Linked DNA regions of Homo sapiens: region 2 is linked to region 1. Evidence: chromatin loops called from intact Hi-C (ENCODE). Cell type or tissue: CD4-positive, alpha-beta T cell. All regions are shown on one strand.

What was found. Peaks named below come from ENCODE experiments on the same cell type or tissue, not always from the same donor. Only the 100,000 strongest peaks of a DNase experiment are listed, where the experiment ranks them.
Region 2: a loop joins it to region 1, with 2.4 times the contacts of the local background. A loop is called at or near these places in 3 of 110 quality-filtered maps.

Annotation. Positions count from the first base shown.
Region 1 is chr22:40,113,331-40,121,330 of GRCh38, reverse strand. It overlaps a transcript of TNRC6B not described here. Among named protein-coding and RNA genes, the nearest start is that of TNRC6B, 61 kb to the left of the region's middle. In CD4-positive, alpha-beta T cell, no CTCF peak of the experiment used is centred here; a DNase peak (open chromatin) is centred at 4,360; H3K27ac peaks cover 3,968 bases.
Region 2 is chr22:40,237,896-40,245,895 of GRCh38, reverse strand. The region is part of intron 1 of TNRC6B (trinucleotide repeat containing adaptor 6B); the gene reads right to left. Among named protein-coding and RNA genes, the nearest start is that of TNRC6B, 64 kb to the right of the region's middle. RefSeq lists an enhancer at 7,190-8,000. In CD4-positive, alpha-beta T cell, no CTCF peak of the experiment used is centred here; DNase peaks (open chromatin) are centred at 1,845, 4,575, 5,015 and 6,625; H3K4me3 peaks cover 465 bases; H3K27ac peaks cover 3,062 bases.

The sequences.
Region 1 (8,000 bases):
AATTGCTTGTGCTAGGTTTATATAGGTGATTCAAAAGGAAAATGAAAATTAAGAGGTTTCTGGCTATACAAGGAAGGAAGGAAGGACGGAAGGGAGGGAGGGAGGGAGGAGGGAAAGGAGGAAGGAAGACTGGCATAACCCTGGCTGACCTAGACTTACTGGTTAAGAACAATGTACTAAGAAACAAAAGCTAGGGAATGCTAGGGGAGGAAAACTTTTTTCCCTGCTCCTGATGCTTCCTTCCACATGGGACAATATCCAATTTTTCATATTCCTGGCCTTGTATCCCTGACTCAGGCTGTCAGGGGTGAAGTCACTTCTCTGATGAGTGTGTTTGGAAGAAGAAACCAGGCTTGCATAGTCCAGCCCTTTTCTCTCCCTTTTCCCTTGGGGACACCTGTTCTGCTCTGCTCCTTTCGTTGGCTAGGAGGCAGGCGAGAAGGCAGGTCTATCCCAGACTAGTGGTGGTGGGCGAATAAACCTGTTAAGTCCTGCAGTTCAGTATTAAAAATCTGCTTGCCCTTAGATTTAAGCCAGTTCTCCTATGGCAACTTTATGAATGATAAACGTGAAATTTTGATCTCCACCTGTCTGCCTTACTCCTTTGTGCTAAGTCTCTGTTGGTTCAGAACTTGAGCAGGGAAGAGAATATTACTTATTGGATACCCTTTGATCTCAACTTATATCTGACATGTATCCTCCTCAGAATTAAGTTCAGTTTTCCATATCAGCCTTGTCTTCCAAATTATTCCATTACCACAGCATTAATCACACACTTTTACTTCCTAAGCTTTTCACTAACCTCATTTCTAATTACTCTCAAAGCACCCTGTATTCTGCATTCACGCAGGCAAATCTTTCCATTCTCAGCACACAACATGCTAATCTCTCTCTATGTATATCCTAGTCCACACCCTACTGGAAAACCCTTCCCCTCATCACCAATCCACATCTCTACCCTTCTAATATCTATTCAGTATTTTTTTTTTTTTTTTGAGACAGGGTCTCACTCTGTCACCCAGGCTGAAGTGCAGTGGCATGATCACGGCTCAATGTAGCCTCAGCCTCACTGGGCTTCCCAAGTAGCTGGAACTACAGGTACACATCACCATGCCCAGCTAATTTTTGTATTTATGGTAGAGTTGGGATTTCACTATGTTGCCCAGGCTAGTCCTGAACTTGTGAGCTCAAGCAATCCACCTGCCTAGGCCTCCCAAAATGCTGGGATTTAGGTGTGAGCCACAGTTCCTGGCCTCCAGTCAATTTTTATTTCTAAAAATCTTTCCTGATTAAAACCATGTAATGTGCCCACTTACTAAATGTCATATTGATACCCATTTTTATCTTTGTCCTTTATTTCACTTGCTCTCATTTTTTGTTGTTTTGGAGCTGTCCTTAGTTTTCAATGTTTCTTGAACAAACCTTGATAACATTCTTGTTTGAAGGCATGGCTTATGGTTGTGTCTAGGGCAACTTTACTTTCCTTTTGACAAAACAGAAGGTAAGTAAGGTAGGCAATGCAGAAGTGTGCGGTTAACTAAGGGTTCCATGTAAGAAGTGACAAAGTCTAATGTATCAGTGCTAACAGAGTCACAAAAAAGTCAGGGCAAAGCCCACTTACATGAAAACTAGAGGGGTGAACAAGTCATGCCAAAGTGACAAGTCATGTCCCCTCATGAGATGATGAGACAACACACAAGTGTTTACGTATGCATGTATGTATGTATGTTATCTATGTATGTATTTAGAGACAGAGTCCTGCTCTGTTGCCCAGGTTGGAGTGCAGTGGTGCAATATCAGCTCACTGCAACCTCTGCCTCCCAGGTTCAAGCGATTCTCCTGCCTCAGCCTCCCAAGTAGCTGGGACTACAGGCACGTGCCACCACGCCTGGCTAATTTTTGTATTTTTAGTAGAGACAGGGTTTCACCATGTTGGCCAGGCTGGTCTGGAACTCCTGACCTCAAGTGATCCGCCCGCCTAGGCCTCCCAAAGTGCTGGGACTATAGGCGTGAGCCACCGTGTCCGACCGACACAAGTGTTTAATTTCTGTTTTTGCACATCACTTCAACTTGGAGCAGTCACCAGTCTGTGACCTGTGGTAGGTGGTGGATAGTCTTGACCTGGCACAGTGCTTGCTACACACATGACAGGACTCAGCAAATGTTAAGAACTAAATACAAGTAATGTCCTACAGTACCTGTGCAAGTTCTTCCAGGAAAATTGCCAAATATGTTAATATTTTCAAGAGCCCTCCAGGATCCAGCCCTTGCCTGTCTCTCCAGCCTCGTCTGCCTGGTCTCTGTTCCATTTGTTCCAGCCGTAATGAACATCTTACAGCTTTGCCAATATGGCAGACTGTTTCAGGTTTCCATGTTTTTGTTGCTATCACTCCCTCTGCCTTTCCCTCCTCTGGTGCCACAAGGGGAGACCCTACTTTCCAATCAAGGCTCAGCTTTTATGAACTATTTCCTGATCCATCTCTAGGCAGAAATAATGATTCCTTCCTCAGTGCCTCCAGTGGATCTTGTTTGAATTCTATTATGGGATCTGTAACACTTTATTGGATTTATTTACTCACATAGATTCCTCTATGTGATAAGGATTAGACTGTCAACCCCTTGATACCAGACGCTATATCTTGTTAATCTCTGTATTCAGTCTACTCAAAACTGTGTACCTGGCATTTAATATGTATTCAATAAATTTCTATGTAAGAATGACTGAATTAATCAATGACAGTGCTTTTTCTTTAAAATGCAATAGATATCAATTCAATAAACATTTACTGTGCCTCTATCACATGCCAGATGGTGCTGGGATACTGTGTTATGCTGGAATGAGCTGTGGCTTTGAAAATGTAGAACCGTTCTTCTTTGTCAGTTATTAGCTGTGTGGTCTTGGGCAAGTTATTTAACTTTCTAATCCTGATATTTTCATCCATAAAGCTGTGCAGGAAAAGGTGTTATAAAGACTAAATTAAACAATGTGTGTAGAACTCTTAGCAAGGTGTCTAAGAGCATTTTATCTTATTTCTCTATACTACTGAGGCTGAACTGGAGGTTCAAAAACCATAGGCCACACAGTATTTTGACCTTAGCAGTGGCTATGGTTATGGCTACTGTCTTCAGGTAAGTGGCTGTCTCTATAGAGACAAGGTGCATACACTAGGCACATAAGCCTAGCAAAGGGTTGGGGAGAAATTCATCATCAATTTATCATCCTACCCTGGACCCCTCATATTAGCTCATATTAGCAATCCTACCCTGGACCCCTCATATTAGCAAGTCCTATCATTTTTGCTTTCAAAATTTGTTTCTCAGATCCACCCACAATTCTTCATTTTCACTGCTGTCATCCTTTCTTGCTTGTGGGGGCCTCTTTTAGGCATTGAAAATAGGTTAGCTCCTTTCCAAGCAGTCTCAAAGGGTTTATATATTAGTAAAGGAGACAGATACAAATAAACAACTTTAATATAAAATATTGAATAATTTATTACTGTAATAACAACAGGTGCTCTTAGAATACAGATGAAAAAGAAATTCTGCCAAGGGAGTTTGGGAGAAGAAGATAACAGGAAAAATACAACAAGAAGAGTAGATAGTCACATTCTTCTCCCTGCTTCCAAGCTCTAAAAAGAGAAAAGCATCAACCAAGGCACAAAGCCACGAAAAAATACTATATATATATCTAGGGAAAAGAAAATGGTCCATTAAGGCTTACAGATAAGGATTCACTAAAAAAGCAACCAGAAATGTTGACTGGAATTAGGTTTGAAGGGATCTGTGGGACAACATCTGCAGCAACTGGATGCCATGAGGGCTGTTTAAGCAAAGGCATGACCTGAGTAAATCTATCATTCAGAAAGTGAACCCTGGCAGTAATGTGGACTACAGACCGCAGCAGGGAAAGGTGAGAGACAGAGACGCTAGGGGAACACTCACATAAAATTCACATAATCCTAATAACTAAGTTGTAGCTTTCTAGCATGAGGCACCAAATGTCAGTATCCATCTAAATACCAGTGCTTTTAAAAGGCACCTACCATATAGTAGGAAAGCAAGGGGCTGGTATGATGGTCACCTTAAAAATATCTTTCTGTAAGAACTTGGTAAAAGGGCAACAATGTTTTTGAAAAAGTACTTTTCTTCTTTTTAAGAAGACTATTGCCAATACATGGTAGATATATATTTTAAAAACTTACCTTTGACAGTACCTGGGGCAACACAAGCCCGTGAAGATGAGTCTAGGTTACATTCAGTGCAAAAAACCACAACCCTGAAAAGAGAAAAAAATCACTATGAACTGTATGCTCATAGCAAGATGCCACATGAAACAGTGGCACAGGCAGACTTGTGGAAATCCAGCTCCTCCTTTCACCAGCTATTGTTTCTAGGCCCGCAGCCCAACCCCTCAGAGCTCAGCTTCCTCAACCAACACTGGGAACAATAACAACACCTTCTTCATAGGGTTCTTTTGAAGTTTAAATGAAGTATGTGTAAAACTCTTAGTACAGGGCAGGATACCAAACACATGCTCAATAAAGGCAAGTGGTTATTAATATTAAGGCTTTGTACAATCAAGGGCATCACCCCCTACCCAGGTGTTTAGGTCAGACCCTGACATCCGTCATGAATTTCTCACCCAACCCCTCATATCAGCCCATCAGCAAGTCCTATCATTTCCTCTTTCAAAATCTGTTTCTCAGATCTACCCATAATTCTTCATTTTCACTGCTGTCCTTCTTGCTTGTTGGGGCCATTTCGCTGGTTCTCTGTTCCTACTCTTGCTCCTCCCCAATCCATTCCCCCATAATGGCTGGAACAGTCTCTTCAAAATCAATTCATAGCAAGTTGCTAGTAAATGCAGTAAATATTTTATTTATTCCATGATGGAATCTCTCTCTGAAATATATATTCATGTATTTGAATACAGAGATATAGGAATATATATTAAATGGCCAGCAACTTCATTTTACAATGAACAAACAAACGCAGAAGGAATGCTCCTCAAGGTTGGAGCTACCTATGTGTGTGTAGGTGCTCAAAGCAATGGCGAGCCCAGCAGAGGCTCATCTGGGACCAGCATCTACACCGCTGTCAGAAAGCTGGCACTATTTGGAAGTTGGCCCCTTAGTTTCACAGTCAACCCAATACTTCTGTCCAAGACAGCGTGCTCCATTCCCCACAGCTAGAGATTGTAAGTCAGGGCTTCAGCCCCACGTTAGAGCACAGTGCTGAGATGGTGCTGCAGGGAATCTGAAAGCACCTCACTGCCCTGCTATCTGTCGTCCCCTCTATTTGACTTACTTTATTTAATAGTGTTTGAATCAATACATCTCAGATGGAACTGTGATGAGAATTAGAAATATTTTGACTTGTCTCCCTATCTCCCTACTGTACACTGTATCACAGCAGTCTTTCTTGCTGAAGAGCAAATTTGACCTCTGGGTATCTCGCCACCTAAATTCAGTCAATAACTACCTTTAGGGTAAAATCCAAGGCCTCTCCAGACCCATTATCACTTCATGACTGCACAGTTTCCTTACTCACAACACACACATTAATGTCTGAGAGCCCTCTGCCTATTCCCTTCCCCTTTTCCTTTAGGTGTTATCTCCTAGAAATTTTCTGTATCCTCCCTGGTTGGACAAAGTGTTCCTCCTCCGAGATACACATTATATTGGTAATATCCACGGGTCCATTTTCTTCACTCAGCAGGAGCTCCTTGATAGCAAGGACCATGTCTGACACACCTTTGAATTTGGTATTGGGTAGAGTCCAATAAACATAAGCTGAACTGAATCCCAATGGGATCCCAGCAATTCAGTACTTGAATGTGGATGGGTCCCCTAATTAAATGCATTGGTAAAAATTGAAGTTAGCTGCAACCTCCAAGATGGGTCTGGCCCTTACAGAGAACTCGAGGCTACGTGGTTATGTCTGACCCTCAGCACTTCAGAGGACGACTGGATTCATTAATTTTTTGTCAACCGCAGAGACTATCAAGAGAATAACACTAATTTTTAGTTCCCTATTCTGATTAAAGTTTCCCGCTTAGGTTAAAACACAGCCTCTTCTCTGGATCTATCATTAGTCCAAATAGTGTGCCAACCCTGTAAAGTTGTTCATTACATGTCTCCTTAACAGACAAGGCTAGAAAGAGACCATGTCACTCAGTCCCTAGCCTGCTTGGCAGTGAGTCTCAGACACTGCCTGTATTCAGAAGGGAGGGGAAAAAAAGAATTAAGGTAGAGGACAGGTAGGCTAGGGAAACTGAGCAGTTTTCCAAGTACTCTTGAATCCAGGTTTTACAGAACAGCTGCATTACTTTCTCTGCCAGGCTGTGAACCTCTGTATCAGGTACACACGTATTCAAAATAAACATAAAAATTAATTATAAAATCAACATTTGAAATTATCTAGTTGAAGTTACCTACAGCACTATTTTCCTTCCAAGGTATAAATAGCGGCAAATTCCTCCACAACTGCTTTGAAATGCTCAGAACTACACGGTAATCCTACCATCTGATCAGGTACAGCTGCAGCAGTAAAACTGTGAACCACTCCAGTTTTCTCTCTTCTCTTTCAGAGCAGCCAAACTAGTCTTGGAATTCATAGAAGGGGTGGGAATGTTCAGTGGATCTTGGGTTAAATCAATCCCCAGGTCCTGCTAAACTGCAAGCCGGCTGCAAGAATTCCTCTAGGCCGGGCGTGGTGGCTCACTCCTATAATCCTAGCACTTCACTTTGAGAGGCCGAGGCAGGAGGATCAGTTAAGCTCAGGAGTTCGAGATCAGCCTGAGCAACACAGGAAGACCCTATCTCTACAAAAAAATGTAAAAAATTAACGGGGCATGGTGGCATGTGCCTGTAGTCTCAGCTACTAAAGAGGCTAAGGCAGGAGAATTGCTTGAGTCTGGGAGGTCAAGGCTGCAGTGAACCATGATTACACCACTGCACTCCAGCTTGGATGACACAGTAAGACCCAGTCTCAAAAAAATGAAAATAAAAATAAAGAATTCTTCCAAAGCCAAGTACCTAACTAAACTCACAGGATTTAATTAGAACTAAATCTTTCCTAGAGAATATGGCAAGTTGAAAGAAATACATATTCAACAAACTATATTTATTTTGCTGGTATCTTACTAGTATCACCTCTGAGTATGGCAGGGTTTTAATTTTCAAACTTGACTATTCAGCACAATTATTTTACATTTAAATTCTCATTTTAAAAATTCAAGCAGTATAGAGAGGCTCTTAACCAATGTCCCCTCTCCTTCCATTCCAGTCTTCCCAGGACTCACCACTCCTATCAGTTTGATATCCAGCATAATTCTTGGGATACAGATTATTAAGAATACACTATAAACTTTTAATTGAGTCGCAAATAACTCTGAAAACCCTGTCTGCCTACATTGTTGGCAACTGGCCTAACTTCAAGCAAGATGTCCAGAAGAGATGTCTTAAGTGAGGCAGCAGATGTGAGGGAGGAGCACAACACCAGCAAGGAGGCCTGGAAGGTCTTCCCAGGAAGCAAGGGGGGATGCCAGGAGACTTGGTGGCAGACAGGAGGGTACCACCCATCCAGCTCTGTGAGCAGGGCACCCAGCCCAAGCGGACAAGAAGATATCTAGTTAATTAAGTAACACAAATAATAATATCAAAAGTTTAAGGAGGCCACGTGTGGTGGCTTACACCTGTAATCCTGGCACTTTGGGAGGCAGAGGTGGGCAGATTGATTGAGCTCACGAGTTCAAGACTAGCCTGGGCAACCTGGTGAAACCCCATCTCTACAAAAAACACAAAAAAATTAGCCCAGCATTGTAGTATGCACCTGTAGTCCCACCTACTCAGGAGGCTGAGGTGGGAGGATGGCTTGAGCCTAGGAGGCAGGGGATGCGGTGAGCCTAGATCACACCACTGCACTCCAGTCTGGGCAACAGAGCCAGACCTTGTCTCAAAAGGAGCACAGGTGGAGGTAGATCTGCTAGAAACAGATGG
Region 2 (8,000 bases), 120 kb before region 1:
ACACAGTATTTCATTTAAATCAAAAGGATCCATAAAACTCACATTTAATTATTCCCACATCTTGGTTTGTCACCTCTTTTGTAAAACATGACATTAAGTTTCGTTTCAAAGAAGCCTATTAAGGTAAGCTTTTATAATATCTACCTAAAAGAATACACACACAAACACACACACACACACACACGATTAATTTCCACTCAGCAAAGGACCTGATTTGAATACGACAATATCCAGATGGCTTCTGGGCAGTATTCCTCACAGATAATGCAGAATATATTAACTCAATTATGGTACATATGTATTTATCATAAATTAGGTGTTTTCCCATTTCATCTTCAGAGTGGTGAACATAAAGCTCTATGTTCTGTATTCTAAATTTTTTCTCTATATGTATTAATACTATATGTTTTATATATTTTCTATTTGTTTTATATATTTTCTATTTCTATTTCTATTTTCTATTTTTAAGGCAGGCACTGAGTGTCCTATAAATCAATGTATTCCAGGATAGGCGTGGTAGCTTACGCCTGTAATCCCAGCACTCTGGGAGGCTGAGGCAGACAGATCACTTGAGGTCAGGAGTTCGAGACCAGCCTGGTCAACATAGTGAAACCCCGTCTCTACTAAAAATACAAAAATTAGCCGGGCATGGTGGCATGCTCCTGTAGTCCCAGCTACTCGGGAGGCTGAGGCAGGAGAATCACTGGAACCCGGGAAGAGGAGGTTGGAGTGAGCCAAGATAGTGCCACTGCACTCCAGCCCAGTCAACAGAGCCAGACTCCGCCTCAAAAATAAATAAATAAATAAATAAATAAATAAATGTATGTCCTATTGGGTGAATTCACTACTGTATCTTCCCGTACACATGAATTAAGACAACCAGGTTTTGCTCCACTGAATTAGAATAAAAATGGTATACAATCATAAACATTCTAGTTGGAGAAATGTGCTGAATCTGAAGAAATTAAGAGACTCTAATTTACAGCACACATTTGAAAAGTAACATTTATTGGAATGCTGTCAACTTTCACTCTATGTATCAACTGGGAAAAAACATACACTCAACCAACTGCAGTAACTTCAAAGCTCACAGTGGGAAACCCCAGACTCTATGCTTATGGAATTTCATCGCTGGAAGGAGACTTAAAGATCTAGTTCCCAGGGCCTCAGAATACCGAACAGATAACAAATCCATGGTTTCACAGATATCACCTAGCATAAGGCTGAGTTACAAGTGAGTCAAATTAAAGCTTAAGTGAATAACAGGTTTGCAAACATGGCAAAATCATAAAGATGGTTCCCGAAGGACTCAAGTTTGGGAAGCGGAGATCTAGTTTAACATACTGAAACTATACAAAAGGAACCATGGATGAAAACTGAGGTGGGCTCTCGTGAATACATAATGTCTTATTTATAGAAAAAAAAAAAAAGACTTAAAAAACTTTTTTACCTACATGTTGTCACTGACTTTGTCTGCATTCAAATATTAGCCTTTCTCCTTCTGCACCTCTGGGTATAAAGATATAAAAGCCTAATATGCAAAATCCACACAACCAAGGAGGAGATTTTACTGAAATTTCCTTAGGTCTTATGCTGGATTTCTTTGGAGTCAGACTGTGTGCCTCTGTCTAGGTGTGAAACACGCGGAGAAAATCCACCTGCAGCAGCAGTGCCCTCCTTTAAGAAAATGGATTTACAAACACTGGTAAGATGGATGTTGATCATCTCAGGCAGGCTGGCCACAGATCCTGTTATATTTGGCTCTTAAAGCCTTTTGCTTCCTCTGGCTGCAAGTGGAAGGAGTGGATGGGGTTCCTCATGCCCATGTTGCTGTAACTTGGCTTCCACATTTTACAGTGAAACCAACTACAGGAAAGTAGCAACCACAGCCTGAGTATTTCCTGTTTAAAGATTTGGTGTTTACAAAAAAAAAAAAGGTATTAGGTTGTCATTTTTTTCTAAATCTAAAATTATTCTAAAATTAAAAGTTTACTTTAAAAAATGCAATGTTAGCTGGGCGCAGTGACTCACACCTGTAATCCCAGCACTTTGGGAGGCCAAGGTGGGTGGATCACCTGAGGTCAGGAGCTCGAGACTGGCCTGGCCGACATGGTGAAACCCCATCTCTACTAAAAACACACAAATTAGCTGGGCGTGGTGGCATGCACCTGTAATCCCAGCTACTTGGGAGGCGGAGGCGGGAAAATCGCTTGAACCTGGGAGGCGGAGGTTGTAGTCAACCAAGATCACACCATTGTACTCCAGCCTGGGCAACAAGAGCAAAATAAATAAATGAATGAATAATAAATTAATAAAATAAAATGTAAAAAAAGGGGTAAGTTTTAATCAAACACGTTCTTCAAAAACAAACCTTTTCAAATATTGTCCCTATAAACAGGCAATTAAGGGAAATAGATTGAAATTCATGCTCAATAGAAGTAAATTCATTTCTAAAACAGATATATTTCAAAGCTTTGCAGGTGACAAGCTATACTTTCACCCTGTTTTTTGTTTTGTTTTGTTTTGGTAGGAGTTAGTCTTCTTTTTAAATTTCACTTCCTTAGGAAGAATCTACTTTGCCAAATCTGGCTTAAAAACCTGCCACTTTTAAATCAAAAATTTATAACAATAAATCAAATAGTGTGAGTCTCACCTTTTTTCTAATTCAGTACTGTTCTCTATCTAGGCTGCACATTAGCACCATTTGGGGAGCTTTAAAAAAATCCAGGCCGGTTGCGGTGGCTCACGCCTGTAATCCCAGCACTTTGGGAGGCCGAGACGGGTGGATTGCGAGGGCAGGAGATCTAGACCATCCTGGCTAACACAGTGAAACCCCATCTCTACTAAAAATACAAAAAAATTAGCTGGGCGTGGTGGCACACGCCTGTAGTCTCAGCTACTCGAGAGGCTGAGGCAGGAGAATTGCTTGAACCCAGAGGCAGAAGTTGCAGTTAGCCAAGATTACGCCACTGCACTCCAGCCTGGGTGACAGAGCGAGACTCTGTCTCCAAAAAGTAAAATAAAATAAAATAAATCCCTGTTCTGAGTGAGAGCCCAAGCAAAGAGCAATGGACATCTATGTGGAGAAGGCGTCCATGGGGGTGGTGATGGAGATGGGTTACATACAGGAGACTGATGGACTATTTAAGTATATTAAGAATAATAGGGACGGGCGCGGTGGCTCACGCCTGTAATTCCAGCACTTTGGGAGGCCAAGGCGGGTGGATCACCTGAGGTCAGGAGTTCAAGACCAGCCTGACCAACATGGAGAAACCCCACAGAGGTTTAAAATACAAAATTAGGTGGGCGTGGTGGCACATGCCTGTAATCTCAGCTATTCAGGAGGCTGAGGCAGGACAATCGCTTGAACCTGGGAGGCGGAGGTTGCGGTGGGCCGAAATCGTGCCACTGCACTCCAGCCTGGGCAACAAGAGCGAAATTCCGTCTCAAAAAAAAAAAGAAAAGAAAAAAAAGAATAATGACAGCCATGTTTCTCACTGTTGAGAAAATAAGTTACACAAATGGAAGAAAATGGAGAAAACTCAAATGAACTCTGTGGGGTTGGATCTAAATTAGTTATTGACGTGAACTCATGGTTTCCAATATATATAGACACAATAAATATTAGCTGTAAGTTTGTGTACATATGTGAGTATATATTCCTTCACACACGCACGTGCGCATGCACACACACACACACACACACACACACACACTCTTATTCCCTTAGCTCTGTCACTCTGAGGGCTGGAGAACAAGCAATATCCAAATAACAATGAACACACTTAGCACCCAGTTTTGTGGCTTCTATTCTTCACTAAATAAAACCAGAGTTCTCTGGAACAAGAGCTAATTCTGGGGGTAGCATAAGGAAAGTACAAGATGAACCTGGAATGTACATTTGCCAAGAAGCAAAAGAGTGCTCAAAGAATGATGGGATCCGTCAAATGACCACAGACGACAGTTTGAAGTGCTCCTACAAGCTAAATCTGGAACAACATCAACATCAAAATAAGTAATTATAGTAAGAGACTATAAGCCATTGTATAAAATAGGAAAACACAAGTTCATACAGAGAGAAATAAGCAAATGAATAAATTGAAATGAGGAATGGAATAGTCACATAGTTTCAAAACACCTCCCCATAAAATACTTGTCATAAAGGGTTGAGAAGAGTAATTACGTCAAGGAGAAGCCTGTCAAGATACCACCTTAATCAAGTAATCCATGTGAACATCATCAGCTATGGGACAAATTCAAACTGTGAGTTACATGACAGGATGCTGTAAGAAGAACACAGCATTGATTCTATGAGTCCTTTTAAATGTGTTTAACCTGAATACCATCAAAGGAACCATCAGACAACTCCACATTCAGAGGCATTCTACAAAATATACTGGCCTGCAATCTTCAAAAGTTTTAAGGCTGTGACAGTCAAGGAAAGATTGAGGAATTGTTCCAAATGAAAGGAGACTGCAAAGACCTAACAACCAAATGCAATGTGCGGCAAATCTCACACCTTGAATGGAGCTGAAGAGTAAGTGGTGGTCATGAATCGGTGTGTTAATTTTTTCCCTTTGATGGTTATATTGTGGTTTTACACCAGAATGTTCTTTTTGTTAGAAACAGACTATAGTATTGGTGAAAGGGCTACAGGTGACAGCATTGGATCAGCAGTTAATTCTCAAATGACTCAGGGGAAAAAGAGGCTTTTTAAAATCATACAGATTCAAACTCTGTAAGTTCGAGATTGTTTCCAAAAACAAAAGAAAATATAAACAACAAACACAAAACTATTGCTCAGGCAGTACCCCAGGTCAATTACATAGAAATCTCCAGGGATTTTCAGAAGTCCCTCCAAGTGGTTCTAACATGTAGCTAGGGTTGAGAAACTGCTCTAAATTCTTGTTTATACCTACACTTGAAAACATTATTACCTGATTTATGTCTCAAAAATCAAACCTCCCATCACCTGAGCCCAGGAAGCTGAGGCTGCAGTGAGTCATAATCATGCCACTGCACTCCAGTGTGGGCAACAGAGTGAGACCCTGTCTCCAAAACAAACAACAACAATAAAAAACCCTCCCATACAGCAACAAATGCAAATGCCAGGTGACTAGGTGGGTCCTACTTGATCATCAATTGCTTCTAAGTATGAAGGGCAAGAGAAATCATTCATATTTTCTCTCATCTCTAAATATACAGCCAGATGTAAAACTCATCACTTTCAAATTATTTAATTCATTCAACAAATTCAGTTAAGTATTTACTGAGTCTCTACTATGGCTTCCAAAGCAATACTATGGGCACCTCCAATTCCCTAACTTTGTGCCAAGAATAGTTTATAGGTGCACCCAGCTTCCAGGTACATATGGAATACAAAGCCCCTCAAACTCCTTACAGCCCAGCCTGGGACTGCTGCTAGCCCAGTCCAACCTCATCTACTTACCCCAGTGTGCTGTACTAATCTTTTCTCTGTGTGTCTTGACCTGAAAAGGTTACGAAGCATTGTCTAGGGGAGCTGGGGGTTTAATATTGCCTCTGCAGGGGACGAATGTGTGGGAGGTACTGTGCAGGCAGGCAAAAGATAAAGCAAGTGCAAACACCATAATCTAGAATAAATCCTGAATGGTAAAAAGCCAAACTACTCTTGAGAACCTCTCAGGTGAAGAGCGAATACAACAGTGTTTTCTTCTTAATTTTTTACAATAATAGTAGAGAAAAGTAGAAGTGACTTGTACCTGAATAGAAAATACCCAATATTCGGCCGGGCACAGTTGCTCATGCCTGTAATCCCAGCACTTTCGGAGGCTGAGGCGGGCAAATCATGAGGTCAGGAGTTTGAGATCAGCCTAGCCAACATGGCGAAACCCCATCTCTACTAAAAATACAAAAAAATTAGCTGGGCATGGTGGCGGGCTACCCAGCTGCTTGGGAGGCTGAGGCAGGAGAGTCATTTGAACCTGGGAGGCAGAAGTTGCAGTGAGCTGAGATCGCGCCACTGCACTCCAGCCTGGGAGACAAAGCGAGACTCGGTCTCAAAAAAAAGAAAGAAAAACAAAAAAAGAAAATACCCAATATTCACAATATTCACTTAAGCTGAGGCATAACAAGACTGCCCCGCATGCAAGTTCAGAACACCAAAAAGCAACGATGCTGAGATCCCTAGGAACCGGCTACATCCCAGAACTGAACCCTCCAATGGTCCGAGACCATGCAAAGGGAAAGCTAAGAGCTTGAAGCATCTGTAATTGGCATTCAAAGCCATTCATAGTACAGTTCTAGCTTTTACATTTTCCTCATTCTGCACGCCTGACAAAAACCATCCTCTTTAATGCCCATCACACCTTACCCTAGTGGCAAGTCCTAGCTCAATATCCACTTGCTTCAACAGCACCATCCCCAGTAACTCCAACTCTAGAGAAACTTGCCTTCTTCTGCAGACCCCACAACTATTGCCCCGTCTCTTGTTTGGCCCTCAAGGTCTCAAGGCAGATGACACCGGTACTGGCAGCATCAGAGCACCTGAAGTGACTTTCTGCGGCATGGCTGCTTTTACCAGGGTGGTAACAGGCACAGACCGGAAGGCACAGACTGACTTGGCTCTCTTCTACTAGGATGTCCAGGAACTGACTCATTCCTTTAACAAACATTTATTGTCTAATATGAGCCAGGCACTTTTCTTTTCTTTTTGAGATGGAGTCTTGCTCTGTCACCCACGCTGCAGTGCCGTGGCGCAATCTCAGCACACTGCAACCTCCGCCTCCCAGGTTCAAGTGATTCTCACGCCTCAGCCTCCTGAGTTGCTGAGATTACAGGCGCCTGCCACCACGCCCAGCTAACTTTTGTATTTTTAGTAGAGACGGGGTCTCACTATGTTGGCTGGCCTGGTCTTGAACTCCTGACCTCAAGTGATCCGCCCACCTTGGCCTCCCAAAGTGCTAGGATTACAGGCGTGAGCCACTGCGCCCAGCCGAGCCAGGCACTTTTTCTAAGCACTGGAGATCTGGCAGAAACAAAACCGAGCTTTGGCTCTCATGTGACTTACATCCCAGTGGGGGAGAAAGGCAACAAATGAACAAGATATACAACAAGATGCATGTATAAAATACACAGTTCAGGCAACAACAGTGCTCAGGAGAAGACAGTTCACCTGACAGAGAAGGAGAGAGGTGGGGAGAGGGCAACACCTTCCATATAATAGTTAGAAAAGGCCTCTGATACAGTTGCATGAGAATGGAGACTCACTGAGGTGAGGGATGGGGCCATGTGGGTATCTGGGGGTGAACATTCCAGACAGAGGGAGTGGCAAATGTCAATCAGTGAGATTGGTGTATCTGAGGAATGGCAACCAGAATGCAGTACAGGGTGTAAGGGAGAAGGTGGCAGGGATGAGACCAGAAGCAGGATTCGGTGGTTGGGGGCGGGGGGATCTCCTTACAGGGAATGCATTTTTTAAATTAACCAGCACATATTTTCTGGTAATTGAATAAGGAATCAAATTGCGACTGGTGAACACAAGCACCTAAATGCAAAACTTCCAAAACCTCTCATTCTCAGTTTCAGTCAGGAGGCCCGCCTCTCTCCTCAGCTGTCAACCTTGCTATCGGGGGGCTGGCCTGCTGCACCAGAGCACCCACCACACTAGAGAACGGCGAGTCGAGTGTGTGTGCGTTTGCCACAGCTGAAGCCTCTGAGCACAAGGGAAGGGGAATGAACCTTCCTTTTCTCCCTGCCCTATGTCCGTGGCACAAACACCAGAAACACAGTAGGGCCTCCAAGTAAATGCTACCAAAATGCATCATTAAAGAGTGAGCAACACTTTCTACCCTCCCGGGGGAGATGCGTTTAAAGAACAGCCTCAAAACAACGAACTACATCATCTAATAAACATGCTGAGTGTCTATGATATGCCACGCACTGACCTGTGACACAATCAGGATATAAGACTGGGCAAAAGAAGGATGGTCCCTGCCCTCAGGGAGCTGACATTCTAGATG